Linked DNA regions of Homo sapiens: all the other regions are linked to region 1. A link is an interaction called in ENCODE POLR2A ChIA-PET data of the cell type or tissue named here. Cell type or tissue: HepG2. All regions are shown on one strand.

Region 1 (2,500 bases):
CCCAGCTGGACTATGAGAAACTCACTGACCCCCACAAAAAAAACTTTTCATGGTCTCTTTTAGCTCCAAGCCTCCATGATTTCTGTGGGAGGCTGTCCTGTAACCATCAGCTCTTCACCTCCAATCATGAAGTGGTTTCCACTGTAAAGGAAGCTGCTGATTCACGTGGAGACTCTACTATCTTCTTATCAGTCCTTTATTTATATAACTGTCTGACTTATGAGTCAATCTTTAGGACAGGATAAAAGTTCACATCTTCTCCCATCTGAATAATCTAAGACCTAGAACATTATCTTGAGGCACCCATTTTGTCAACAAACAAACAAAAAACAAAAATGCCAGCAAACCAAAGAAAAATGGAAACTGTCCACTTGCACCTCTTTTGAGTCCTCCTGCAAACTGGCATCTACAAGAGGAACTGTCACTCACAGCACCTTTACTGTCATGTGGCAAGGTATCAGTGGCTTCTGAAGGTGCTGCTTCATGCAGAATGTTTTGGGTGCCCCCTACATTCTAATTTACTACAGGTAACTGTTGGTAAAAGGCCCACTCAGACTTTCCCATGTAGCTGGTTCTCAATAGATCCTCTATGGAAGGAAAGAAGGAAGGATGAACCGAAAAATGGATAAAGTATACACCCCCATGGAAGAAGGAAGAAATAGATCCAATGTCATGATTTGCATTGGTTTTGCTGCCCCATTTCCTTGAGACTAATTTTTTTTTTTTTTTTTTTGGATACACGGTCTCGCCATCTCCTATAGGCTAGAGTGCAGTGGCACAGTCACGGCTCACTGCAGCCTCAACCTCTCGTGCTCAAGGGATCCTCCCACCTCAGCCCCTAGGGTAGCTGGGACTACATGCACACACCACCACACCTGGCTAATTTTTAAATTTTTTGTAGAGCCAGGGGTCTCACTATATTGCCCAGGCTGGTCTCGGACTCCTAGGCTCAAGTGATCCTCCCGCCTCTGCTTCCCAAAGTGCTGGTGTGAGCCACTGCGCCTGGCCTGAGGCTGATTCTGGCAGTAGTGAGGTCAACAGGGGATTACACACCCAATACTTGTGCCATAAAAGCTCCAACCAAGAGTCAAAGGGTTGATCTCGTAGAAAACTCTTTAGCTAAAGACAGAGCCAAAAAACCAAAGTGCAGCTCAAAGTCAGATGTGCTCTTAGACAGGTCCCCCGAGAGAGCTGGGAATCCTGGGACTCCATCACTTACATTTTCCTAGAGAAGTCTAAGCCCCTGGGTTCCTTTGGCAGTCTGGCAGCTTGGGGCTCTTCCCAGGCTGTTTTTGAAAGGGGGGAATCACCCTGCCTGACCCTTTTCCAACACTACCCATCTGACTCCTGCTAGTGGAGGGGCTCTTTAAGTCCCAGGGGAAGGGCTATTCAAGTGCTTAGAAGATTTTGCAATCAAACTTTCAAGGGTAAATATTTGCAGTGACTCACCAGAGAGGTTTTTCTGCTCTCCTTCTGGCCCCTGGGGAGCCACAGGGCTCTTTCCCCAGGTCTGTTAGCAGTTTACGATGATTATCCGTAGGCTCCCTGGACAGCTCATGAGTCAAGAGACTGGGTTCCCGTAACCCACTCCCTTGCCCGGAGGCACCTGGGCTCACCATACCAGAGGTCAGCAGCACATTTACAGCACCATAGCCTAGTAAAGTCAATGGTACAAGTGTCCAGCTTGTGGCCTGGAGGCTTTGCCCAGGCTCGTGGGACAGGCAGACAATTTACAAGGTAAGTAACACATCATAAAATTGAGCAGCAAACACTAATGAGCCTACAAGCCAGGACAGAGGACCTTTCTCTCCGACCAGGGAAACTGACACAGCCACTGTCCCAGGTTTGGGCAGGCGTGCCCTGCTAGCACCGACCACAGTGACCAAGGATAACGCATCGTGCTTTCCTCTAGACCCCAAGAAGCAACTGTAAACCTTGGGAGGCTTTCAAGAGACTCCCCAGATCAAGGGACCTTAACACTGTCCCCAAACTCTATTTGGCAGCTGGTTTATCGCGGCCACCACTATCATCCACCCCCATGATTATGACTTTGGTGAGTCTCTCTCCTGCTTCAAATCACAGATGTGGTCCCTGACTGAGGCTCACTCTGTTTGCAGAAGGGGACTACGGTGTCATCAGAGAGCTGGGGAGTGGAGGGGTGAGCTTCCTCAGAGTGTAGCTACAAGAGAAAGCATTTGGCTCTGCATTTGTTGGTGCTCTGTGTGGGTGCCCAATGGCTTGAAGTTGTCAGCATATCTGGGCACACAAGTTTGTCTCAGGCCCCCCGGGGGTTCTGATGACACGTTAAGCTCATAGGCCATGTGGCAATCATCCTGCAGAACTTTTGGTTCCGTCTGATCCCAGCTGAACCAATTCAGAATGGGCCAGACACAAGATACAAATGGTGCTGAGCAGGGAAATGATCATCGATTCAACTCCACTGAGTAGATGTTCGTCCATTTAGTTGGTAACAATTTATTAAGCATTCCTACATGCCAAG
Region 2 (2,500 bases), 100 kb before region 1:
GCGTGCCCTGACTTCAGCATCCTTCATGGGATTTCAACAATAGGGGAATCCGTGATGCTGACGCATGCTTTGGACATGCACATCTCCTAAGCAAATACAGTCAGGACAGTACTGTGGGCAAACGTACTGGTTTTAAGGACGAACATCACTTCTAGCTCTCCAAACCAGATTTAACGTCTGCAGAGAGAAACCTGAGGACAGCAAGAGAGAAGAGGCAGAGCTGGAGGAAAAGCCCAGAACCTGGCAGCACTGAATGAGAGTTTCTCATCAGGGAAAACTGGTCAACCAACCTCTCAGCTGATCTTAGTATTAATGACCTTAACATTGACTTTACTGTCCCATCTGTAGGGAAGGGAGGAGTCTATTTCCAGCTACACTCCTGAAAGGATGTATGTCTCACCTCTATGAGCAGAGGGAAGGAGAAGCACTGTTTTAAAGCTGTCAGTGGGTTACTAGGAGGAAGAAGTGAAGGATGAATCATAGCGATAGAAGTATTATGAGGCCAGGCTCATGCCTATGACTCCAGCACTTTGGGAGGTGGAGGCTGGAGGATCGTTTGAGCCCAGGAGTTCACGAACCAGCCTGGGTAACACAGGGAGACCTTGTCTCTACAAAAAAATCAAAAAATTAGCCAGATGTGGTAGTGCATGCCTATAGTCCCAGCCACTCAGGAGGCTGAGAAAGGAGGATTGCTTGAGCCCCAGAGGTTGAAGCTGCAGTGAGCCACAATCAAGCCACTGTACTCCAGCCTGGGTGACAGAGTAAGACTCTGTCTCTAAATAAATATATAATGTGAAAACCATTTGATTTGTGACTTCTAGCACTTTCCAAGAGAAACAGGATCCAGCTTGCAGCTAAAGCCTGGATGGATGCAGTCACGTGTCCAGTTGGAAGCAGATCAAGTTCCAGCTCCACCTCAGACCAGCACGGTAACTTTGGACAACTGACATAAGCTCTGGGAGCCTCAGCATCCTTGTCTGTTAAATGGGGGCAACAGTAACTACACTTCCACAGGACATACGGCACCTTTAATACATGATACCTACCCCCTCTCCTCCCACTTCATCACCTATCAAAAAAGGCTATTCATACTCAAGCTTTAGGTAGAAAAAAATCTGTCGCCATGACAATAAGATTTTTTTCTGACAATGGCAAACGAGGACAGCTGGGAGCACCTGCCAGGGCCGCATGGCTTCCTTTCAAAGCTCACACAACCCATGAGCGTGAGTCACTGCTCCTCAAACAAAGCCTACCTGTGTAATGTGTGAACAAAGTAAGCAAAACAGAGTCTCCCACCTTGAGCTCAACAGCCTGGAGATCAAAGCTGTCTCTCGAACATGGAGCACCCAGAAGATCTGCTTCCAAGTTGGCACATGAATGTGTGAACACAATGGAGCCCTCTACATAAATCCACTTGTGTGGCTGCTTCTGGACGAGCTCTCTGTCTGGCCTCCCTGTATTCTCAGTCTTCCCCACTGGGCTGCCAAACACAGGAGCCTTGTGAGAAGTCTGCACAAATCCATTGCCTCTAGCTCACATCGTCAGGCTTTTCATACCAGGAGAAGAACAGAACTTGCCTCCCAAGGTAGACTGGGAGCAACACCATTGGCCTAGAGATGCTCAGAGCTAGGGAACGTGTTGCCCTTTCTTTGATGAAATCTCAGGCAGCAGGTGGCATTCTAGCATCCAGTGTTTATTCCAGTAACAACTCTTCGTGCAGGTCAATGAGAACCCAGTCATGGGTGATCAACTACAAGTTTGGATTTAGTGACCCAGGAGCCAAATCGCCAGCTCCCTGATGGAACAAGATGATGTCCCATGCAAAAACAGACTCTCGGGTTTAGAGATTCAAAGGAGGAAAGAACTTTTGAGGTCCCTTCATTTGTCAACTTTTGCTAAGCATTAATATGCCCCCCACACCCTCCTAGGATACCAGGTATACAGAGGTAAGCAAAACTAATTCCCCGCCCCCGCAAGCACACATTCTGGTTTATTATCCCAGGAGTCCAATTCATTCATCGTGAACAATTGGTGGTATTGCCCTGCATGTACCTGTGCTTCCTAAGGGCGCTAATTTCCATTTGCAGAATCTTGGTGGCTCTGGGGAACCTCACAACAGAGTCAGATGTGAAGCACATGACCAGGGGAGAGTCAATCAATGTGTCCCCCCGCACCCAAGCTACTGGCCAGAGGTGTGGGTCTAGGGGTGAGCATTACTGCACGGTCAGCTCTCAGGAAGGCCACCACAAAGCCATTCTCTCCCTCTAGATCTATAGAGTCAGGAGGCCTGCCCACATGAGAAAAGTAAACTTGAGAATGAAACTTTATACAGAAGGGGAGACAATGAAAAGAGAGAGAGAGACCGAGCCAACAAATCACCCCAAAAGCACAACCCCCACACTTCTTAGTTATGTGAACAACCAAAACATCCATTGTTTTAAGCTGGATACAGTTGGTTTCTCTGTAACCTCCAACTAAAAGTGACCAATAGGAATTGGGC
Region 3 (2,500 bases), 79 kb before region 1:
AATGCCTCGGCCCCACCCCACTCCTACTACCCCCTGTGAGGAGGAGGCACAGGCGGGCACTGCCCTCGGAACACTAAAGCTTTGTTTCCTGGAGGTTCTGAAATCAGCCTCCTCACGTACCTCACCCAACACCAAACGTTCTGTCTCCACTTCCTCCTCCACCAAGGACTTTGGGGGGCTTGAAGGAGAATGAGGGAGAGCGGCAGAAAGGATGGCTAGCTAGTAAAGCCCCACATGCCTGCTCAGGCCTGTTCAAGCCCAGTGAGGTATATGTGGGTTCAGAACTGATTACACTTCCCCATCTTACAGATGAGAAAATGGGCTTAGAGAAACTGAAGAATTCGACCCGGGTCACATGGTGGGTAGATGCTGAACAGGCTTTGAACTCTGGTAATTCCAAGGGCACAAGCTGTGTATTTTTTCCTGTAACATCACCTGTCTCCTTGCCAGCTGGGCTGGAGAGATGGCTCTCTGTTGAAGAAAGAGAAGACTCAGATTCAAGTTCAGGGTCAGCCCTTAATTAGAGTGTGGGTTTCCTGTGGGAAAATGGGGGTTGGCCCCATGTACAAGTCTCCGATGAGGTCATACGCCGTAAGTCTGTTCCATGGGCTCTGTAGAAAAAACACAGCTGATGAAAAAAATAACAAACCATCACATTGTTATTCATTTATTCATTCACTCATTCAATGAAAGGTTTATTGAGAGGCTTCTAGGTGTCAGGCCCAGGGCAGGGAGAGATAATAAGGATCTGATCCTTCAGCCTAGAAGTGAAAGGCACATTCTTAAGAAATCTATCCAACCCTTCATTTTACAGAGGTAGAAAGTGAAGCCCAGAGAGGGAAAGCAACTCACCCAAGGTCACACAGCGAGGCAGCAGCAACCACCAAGACCTAGGGTAGCCTGCCTGACAGTGGGCCTATCAGCAGCCCAGGCTATCCAAAGAAGGTAGGACATGTCATTCAGTTCAACCTAATAGACCTGTTCTAAATCAACTAAGCCAGGAAGCCAAAACCTGCTTATGGGGCCCTACTGCGGGTCTCCCTGGGGAGAGGAATCAGCCACTGAGCTTTTGACAGAAATCAGCCACCCTGCAGGAGATGTCCTACAGAGATGACCAGCCCAATTTGTTGCTGAAGCCCTCACTTTAGTGAGCCCAGTTCCTAAGCCCAGCACTAAAGATAACACACCTCCCTCCATACTAAGTCCCTGTCAATATTCATCCAGCATCTAAAGTTCTGGTGCCAGAAGCTGCACCTCCACAGATCTTCAAGCTAATCTGTCCTAGCCCAGGTGAGATTTTGCATCCGAAGAAAATAAGACTTTAGTCAGATTACCCAGGAATAGGACCTGATGGGTATCCCAGGGACTAACCCTCTCGCCCTGCAGATCACTGCCTGACCCCTCCACCTGGCTGACATGTCCCTGGGTAGAGAGCTCTTCTGGTAGAGAAGCACAGACGGTTCCGGGAAGCAGGAAATGTCAGGGTCATGGCCGGTGCTAGAAGAGTTGCCTTCTGTCCTTGAAAGCTGAGGTTAAGCCACATCCGATGACCTCAGAGGACATGGCAGGTGAGCATAGGACCGTAGCATGGCAGAAACCCAGCCACCTGCCAGGGCGAGGCCTGCACCCTCGGGGAGCCACTGTAAACATCTGCCCCTCCGCATCACGCAACTTACCAGAGACGAGGCTTAAACACAAGCCTTCATTTTCTCATTAATAAATCCAGTGGTTTCCCTTGGAGAGACTGCCGCTAGCCACTAAATAAACCAAAAAGAAAACTCTCTGGAAAGGCAAACAGGTTTTCAGGCCAATTCTGATCCATCTCAGCAAAGAAGTGGTCTTTGATGCCTCTAAAGCTTTTTGTCTTGGACAACCGGCAGTGGAGCTCAAGGACTCGGGGCTCCATACCTGACTAAGAGATTTTGTCTCTAAGGAGCCACAGGCTGGAAAGCACAGGTTGTTTTGTTTCTCCCAACACCAGCGGGCTCTGAGGAAGACGGAGTCTGCATGAGATTTAGAAAGGTTGAGTAAAAAGACACAGGGAGAGGCCGGGCGGGGTGGCTCACCCCTGTAATCCCAGCACTTTGGGAGGCTGAGGCAGGTGGATCACTTGAGGTCAGGAGTTCAAAACCAGCCTGGCCAACATGGTGAAACCTCATCTTTACTAAAAATACAAAAATTAGCCATGTGTGGTGGTGGGTGCCTGTAATTCCAGCTACTCGGGAGGCTGAGGCAGGAGAATCTCTTGGGCCCGGGAGGCTGAGGTTGCAGTGAGCTGGGATCGCACCACTGCACTCCAGCCTGGGTGACAGAGTAAGACTCCGTCTCAAAAAAAAAAAAAAAAAAAAGACACAGGGAGGGAGTAAAGGAGGCAGAAAAGACCATAAGACCATTACTGCTTCTCAAATGTACCAATGAGGCATCACTTCTGCCTGGGACACCCTCCTGTGCCCAGGAGCTTTGCATGTCTGGCTCACTCCTACCACTTGGTTCTCTGCCC

What was found. ChIA-PET counts read pairs that join two places held together with the same protein. Peaks named below come from ENCODE experiments on the same cell type or tissue, not always from the same donor. Only the 100,000 strongest peaks of a DNase experiment are listed, where the experiment ranks them.
Region 2: POLR2A ChIA-PET joins it to region 1 with 29 read pairs; 14 of 35 experiments call an interaction of 5 or more read pairs at or near these places.
Region 3: POLR2A ChIA-PET joins it to region 1 with 16 read pairs; 12 of 35 experiments call an interaction of 5 or more read pairs at or near these places.

What each region holds. Positions count from the first base shown.
Region 1 is chr17:72,682,620-72,685,119 of GRCh38, forward strand. All of the region lies in intron 7 of SLC39A11 (solute carrier family 39 member 11), which reads right to left. Among named protein-coding and RNA genes, the nearest start is that of LINC00511, 43 kb to the left of the region's middle. In HepG2, no CTCF peak of the experiment used is centred here; DNase peaks (open chromatin) are centred at 162, 1,462 and 2,132; H3K4me3 peaks cover 1,127 bases.
Region 2 is chr17:72,579,459-72,581,958 of GRCh38, forward strand. The region is part of intron 1 of LINC00673 (long intergenic non-protein coding RNA 673); the gene reads right to left. Among named protein-coding and RNA genes, the nearest start is that of LINC00673, 12 kb to the right of the region's middle. In HepG2, no CTCF peak of the experiment used is centred here; a DNase peak (open chromatin) is centred at 1,283.
Region 3 is chr17:72,603,198-72,605,697 of GRCh38, forward strand. LINC00511 (long intergenic non-protein coding RNA 511) reads right to left here. Exons shown (of 5, transcript NR_033876.1): 4 at 1-611. Among named protein-coding and RNA genes, the nearest start is that of LINC00673, 12 kb to the left of the region's middle. RefSeq lists an enhancer at 1-607. In HepG2, no CTCF peak of the experiment used is centred here; a DNase peak (open chromatin) is centred at 1,514; H3K4me3 peaks cover 417 bases.